2 separate regions of the Homo sapiens genome follow, and region 2 is linked to region 1. The links are chromatin loops, found by intact Hi-C in ENCODE. Cell type or tissue: CD4-positive, alpha-beta T cell. All regions are shown on one strand. Each heading gives the region's core, and the rest is flanking DNA. Links, peaks and the distances in the headings are about the cores only.

Evidence for each region. Hi-C counts contacts between places; a loop is a spot of excess contacts. Peaks named below come from ENCODE experiments on the same cell type or tissue, not always from the same donor. Only the 100,000 strongest peaks of a DNase experiment are listed, where the experiment ranks them.
Region 2: a loop joins it to region 1, with 17 times the contacts of the local background. A loop is called at or near these places in 1 of 110 quality-filtered maps.

The regions. Positions count from the first base shown.
Region 1 is chr7:18,508,005-18,510,933 of GRCh38, forward strand. All of the region lies in intron 2 of HDAC9 (histone deacetylase 9), which reads left to right. Among named protein-coding and RNA genes, the nearest start is that of HDAC9, 14 kb to the left of the region's middle. RefSeq lists enhancers at 632-1,831, 639-768. In CD4-positive, alpha-beta T cell, for the core only: no CTCF peak of the experiment used is centred there; a DNase peak (open chromatin) is centred at 1,167.
Region 2 is chr7:20,211,199-20,214,127 of GRCh38, forward strand. All of the region lies in intron 1 of MACC1 (MET transcriptional regulator MACC1), which reads right to left. Among named protein-coding and RNA genes, the nearest start is that of MACC1, 4.7 kb to the right of the region's middle. In CD4-positive, alpha-beta T cell, for the core only: no CTCF peak of the experiment used is centred there; no DNase peak of the experiment used is centred there.

The DNA.
Region 1 (2,929 bases), core at 142-2,641:
CTGGGGTGAAAGAGTCATTTATCGGTTCATTTTTTCACCCAAAACTGTTTTAAGAACCAACCATATGACACAGAAGATACAGCTATTAAACAAAGCAAGGAGATACATGGTTGGTTGTTCAATGGAATGATGGATGGATAGATAAAGCTACTTGAGATAGGAATTAGTATTAAGGTGAAATAAGAGAATGGGGTAGAAAGTGACTGATAGGGCAGTATTAACTAGGGTAGCTAGGGTAGTTAAGTGAAGGCTTTTGAGTCTGCTAACCTGTAAAGGGTATCTTTCTAAAAAAAGTAGATTTTCCTTCAACGTTTAATTTGGTCTAAGTCAAGTAGAACAGAAGCACAGTTAAAATAGATTAGGAATGGTCTGGATCTATTTCAATATTGTTACCTCTGCTTTGTGGAAAGGATGGGGAAGCATTTAGCAGTAGGTAGGTAAGGGAACTGGAGAAAGGCTGTTAGCTATGATTTTCTCTGTTTTTCATAGAGATCGTGAACCAAGTGCCTCTCTCTTGTATTCATATTATTAACTTGAAGTGAAGGCTCTTTTAGAACTTGTTCCCTTTCCTTGTTCCTAAGGTTCACCCTTGTCCCTCATCTCACCTGCCCTGTCAATTGTGCTTAACATTTCTTACCCAAGCAGTATGAGTCATTGCTAGTAGTTCAGTGAAGCAAACAGTTTCTCTTTCTCAGAAACCCAAAAGAAGGGGAGCAGAGTATCTTCGCCAGCTGAAGTTAGAAGTCTTAGAACATTTTCTCATAAACACAATATTGCACACTTTTTAAAGGAGTATGAAATACAGTATTCATCACACAGGCATTTACTGTGTACCTACAACGTGCCAGGTATTTAATTCAGGTAGATCATGGGTCAAATCACACCTTTGTTAGGCGGCTGGAGAATCATAACTTCCCAAGAAAATATTTAGCATACATAGCATACACAGTCGTCGTTGGGTTAGCAACTGGCTAGATTCGTGACATGTTGTTACAAAAAAATAGTTGTATAAGGAAGTATTTCATGAAGGTGACACATCTATTTTTTAAAAAGGGAGAAACAGCTAAGAGCTATTTTTCCTCACACATTATGCTTTGTGAATAGGGAACAATGGTGGATACACAGAGTAGGTTGGACAAACATTTTTGAGGGACTGACACATTATCTCACATGCTTGATGCCTCATGGGGTTTTCCCTCAACATTCCAATTGGTCTAAGTCAAAGCACAATTAGAATAGAGCAGGAAGTGTTCTGGAGCTATTTTAATCTCCACTTAACTTCTGCCTTGTGGAAGGGGTGGGGAAGCCTTTATCAATGGGTAGGTGGGAGAACCAGGGGAAGACTGTCAGCTACGATTTTCTCTAGCCTCAAGAAGACTGAGACCGAGCCAAACTCCTGGCCAACGTGCTTTGTGGATTCACAGTGTAGCTTGAGAAAAATGGTTAGTGGTGACTTGTTTTTTCCCCCGAGTGATTATCTCATTCAATCAGTATTTATTGAGTCCTTGAAAGCTGTATTTTTTAAATGAGGCTGCTTGTTTATCTGTTTTTGTTGTTGTTGATTTCTTAGTCTAAGAATTACCAGGTATTTCCTTCTTCTGAGATACCTTAATGCTCTATTCCAACTGGTCATCACTGGGGAAAATTCTCTTACAAGCCCAATGCAAATGTTACCTAATGTCTGACACCATCACTGATTTCCCCTCACCTCTGTAATATTAATACTTCCCTAATTACGTGTATTTTTTTTCTCTTTCTCCCTTCTCTCTCGATCCTCATAGTCCTTTTATTACTCTCTTTAGAACATTTCCACTTTCTGTCTTACACTGTGACTGTGTATGTGTGTCCTCATCCCCCCAATTAGTTATATTATAAGCTCCAAGAGGAAAAGGATCATGTTTTACTTCTATTTTTATTCCCTACAGTACCTAGCATATAATTGATCCCTGAGACTATTTTTAGATAAATGAATGATTAAAGAGTACAGTGTTATTGCACAATGTGTTTTTATACATTTGGTATTTTTAAAAAATGATTTCTTCTTTTATGAAGAAAATTACTCCTCAGTTTCTTTGTAGATTTGAAAAATGTAGACATTTTTGAGGTGTTAGAGCTTTTTGCCCCCAAATTAAAATTATTCATTATAGAATGTAAGCAGGAATGACCTCCAATGCTTTAACAATGTGTGTATGACCCTTTAAATGCTTCAGTTATTCTTAACGAAGGGAATTTGGGAATATTCTTATTTGATGTGATTTTTCAATGAATAATGAATGCCAATAGAAATTTCCTGGGATATGTGTCTGCATTCAAAATGTGAAATGTGAAATAGCTAATTTAAGACTGCCTGAATATAAATGCATACTTTTTTTAATCCAAGAGAAGAATAAATTTAGTTGTGAAAATGATTACAGGTGTACTTTTATGTTATTCAAATAACACTTTGCATTTAATACTATTTTTCCCTTCTCCTATGTTTTTATGTAGAGACAATTTTCTTAGATAAGGGGCAAAAATAGGTGGATTTTTCTGTTAATAATAATATCAATTGGAAATAATTTATCCCCACAATTGCTATCTAGCTCATCTACATTTATTCTGACATTATTTAATTAGCTATATTATTTGACAAGGGGGCAAGGAATGATGATTTTTGATGAACAATTTAATCAAAATCTCAATGCCAAGGGTATCAGTAATTTGAAAAATTATCTAAAGTAAAATGTCAGAATAAGGAGTTAACATAGTGAGATATTAAGGAAATATAGATGGAATGGGTGAATCAATCTCTATGTACAACTCTTCTAAGAGAAGAATGAGAAAATTATCTTTATGTGTATGTGGGAAAGGAATGGTATAGGGAATAAGATATAAATCTTTCAGGGTAGTCTTTTTGCTCTATTTTATCCTTAAAACAGCATAAATTAGG
Region 2 (2,929 bases), core at 220-2,719, 1.7 Mb after region 1:
GATTCCTGGGAATCAGTTTCTTCATCTCTAAAAGAGGTATAATAGCATTATCTGCTCCTCCTCAAAATTAATTAAATAATATAATATAATTAATGTGTTTGGCATATAGTAAGTACTCAGTTGGTACTAATAGTTACTATCAATATTATCATTATCATTATTGTGATTAATATGATTAATACTAAAGTAAGTGCCTGTTAAATGGAAAAGTCATATGAATAATACTAAAGTTAATACCTGTGGAAAAGTCAGTCAATCTCTAACGCCATAGGTTGAGAAACGGAGAGGTTGATTTCAGATCAAATTTTGCACCATATTTTAGAAATGGGAGTGTTCCAAACATATCTGAGTCTCCCAGATGCCACAAGCTTCTGGCTTTCAGTGACATCTGGAAAGGTTATTTGATTAGAACATTTGAGATAAACAAGTATGTTTAGAATAGAAACAGGAACTCCTATTTTGGCTGGGAATATAATGTGTTATAAATGTTTTGGAAAGCAATTTCTCAATATCTCATAAAGTTGAAGGTACACATGCCCACGGTTCAGCAAATCAGTTTCTGCAAATATTCACTAGAGTAATTCTTTCATTTGGACACAAATAGGAATGTACTATAATATTTTATAGTACTACTTATGATAGCAAAATGCCATACAGCCATGAAAATAAGTTGTGCTGTAAGAATAGACATGGATTAATCTTAAAAGTATAATGTAGAGAGAAAAGAGCAAGTTGCAGATGAATAATGTATACTTTATTGTTTCCACAAAATTTTCAAACATTCAAAACAATCTTATAGACTGTTGTTTATGGATATCTTCACATACACAGCAGTGGAAAGAATAAAAGCATTTAAAAAAGAAAAGAATAAAAACATACACTGCAGTGATATCGACAAAGATAGGATAGTGGTAACCTTTGAGGGTGAAAAGAGAATAGGATTAAGCAGGGTACTTTTTTATCTTTAATATTTTATTTCTTAAACTGGGAGGTGAGTACATAAGTCTTTGCAATATCTATCTTTAAATGTCTACTACATATTACATGTATTGGGGAAATATCTAAATTAGGTGTCTTCCCAGTGGAAATAGAAAACATACAAAACTCTTCTACCATTCCTGGAAATTAAACCTGATGTCTGTTCTGGCTGGAGATGAAGATGTTTCTGTTTATTCCAAGGAAGGCCCCTATAAAGAAGCCTCTTATCTCTGGGCAAGGTGGTGGCCACAGTAACCAAGAGAAAACAAAACCTGGGAGGAAAGAGTCAGCATGCCCTTCCTCTGCCTTCCCATCCCTGAGTACCTGAAGAATCTCTCTTCAGCTCTCTTCTCCTGGAAACTTGAGTGGGGCAGGAGGAAAAGCGGAGCTAGGTGTCATTTTAATGAGGAACATACTTGTCTCCTCCATTTATCTGGCCCTCCCTGATGGCACTCCAGAATTCCAATCCCACATGATTAACAACATAGTTTCCCTTTTCTGCTTGAAGGTCCATTCTCCTCTCAATTTCAAATCACCTGAGATACAAAGCTGCATTTCCCCACAAGAACCAGTTCCCTCTCCTTTCCTTCAGTGCTACTGTCCTTCTCTCAGACCACCAAGCTTAAAAACTCCAGAGGCTCAAACAGCAAAGATGGCAGCCCGCTCCTCCCTCTGGGAGTTCTGGCCCAGGGAGTTTTCAAATTTCTGTAGGCGGAAGAATACTAGCGGGAGTGGCTGGAGACCCCATTTGGTAGGTTCCACCTAGTAAAAAGAAATGAGATCAGGGACTGGCTTAAAGAAGCTGTATGGTCATGTTTTCGTAGAGCAGCTGTTCTGTGCTGGGATACCACTTCCACCTTGGTCGACTTGACATTTCCAAAGCCCACAGGCTGGAATAATTAAGATGTGGAAAATGCAAAGATGGTGGCCCACCCTTCCCTTTGGAAGCTCTCTTTTCAAAAGAAGACATACATGTGGCTACCAATCATATGAAAAAAAGCTCAACATCACTGATCATTAAAGAAATACAAATCAAAACCACAATGAGATATCATCTAACACCAGTCCGAATGGCTGTTACTAAAAAGTCAAAAAATAACAGATGCTGGTGAGGTCGTAGAGAAAAAGGAACGCTTATATGCCATTGGTGAGAGTGTAAATTAGTTCAGCCATTGTGGAAGACAGTCTGGCAATTCCTCAAAGACCTAAAGACACAAATACCATTTTATCCAGCAATCCCATTACTGGGTATATAACCAAAGGAATATGAATCATCCTATTATGAAGACATATGCACACATATGATCATTGCAGCACTATTCACAATGGCAAAGACATGGAATCTATCTAAATGCCCATAATGATGGACTGGATAAAGAAAATGTGGTACATATACACCATGGAATACTACATAGCCATAAAAAAGAACAAGATCATGTATTTTGCAGGGACATGGATGGGGCTGGAGGCTATCATAAACAGAAAACCAAATACTGCATGTTCTTATTTATGAGTGAGAGTTAAATGATGAGAACACATGGACACATAAAGGGGAACAACACACACCGAGGCCAATTGAAGGGTGGAGGGTGGGAGGAGGCAGAGGGTCAAGATAAATAACTTGGGTACTAGGCTTAATACCTGGGTGATGAAATAATCTGTACAACGAAGCCCCATGACATAAGTTTACCTATGTAACAAACCTACATATGTACCCCTGTACATAAAATAAAAGTTAAAAATAAAATAAATAAAAACTCAAGAGCAGCTTGGCTGTCACTATAATTATTATTATTCAGTTTTCTTTTTTATTGAATTACTCCTTCATCCTCTGCTTCTTTTCCATTTTAATTCCTACCACTCTTCATTTATTCATGTTCAGCTTATTGAAACCTATTTCCAAAGAGCTCTCCTGGTGTCATATTCCCTATGCTCCAATCCTCCTGCACAC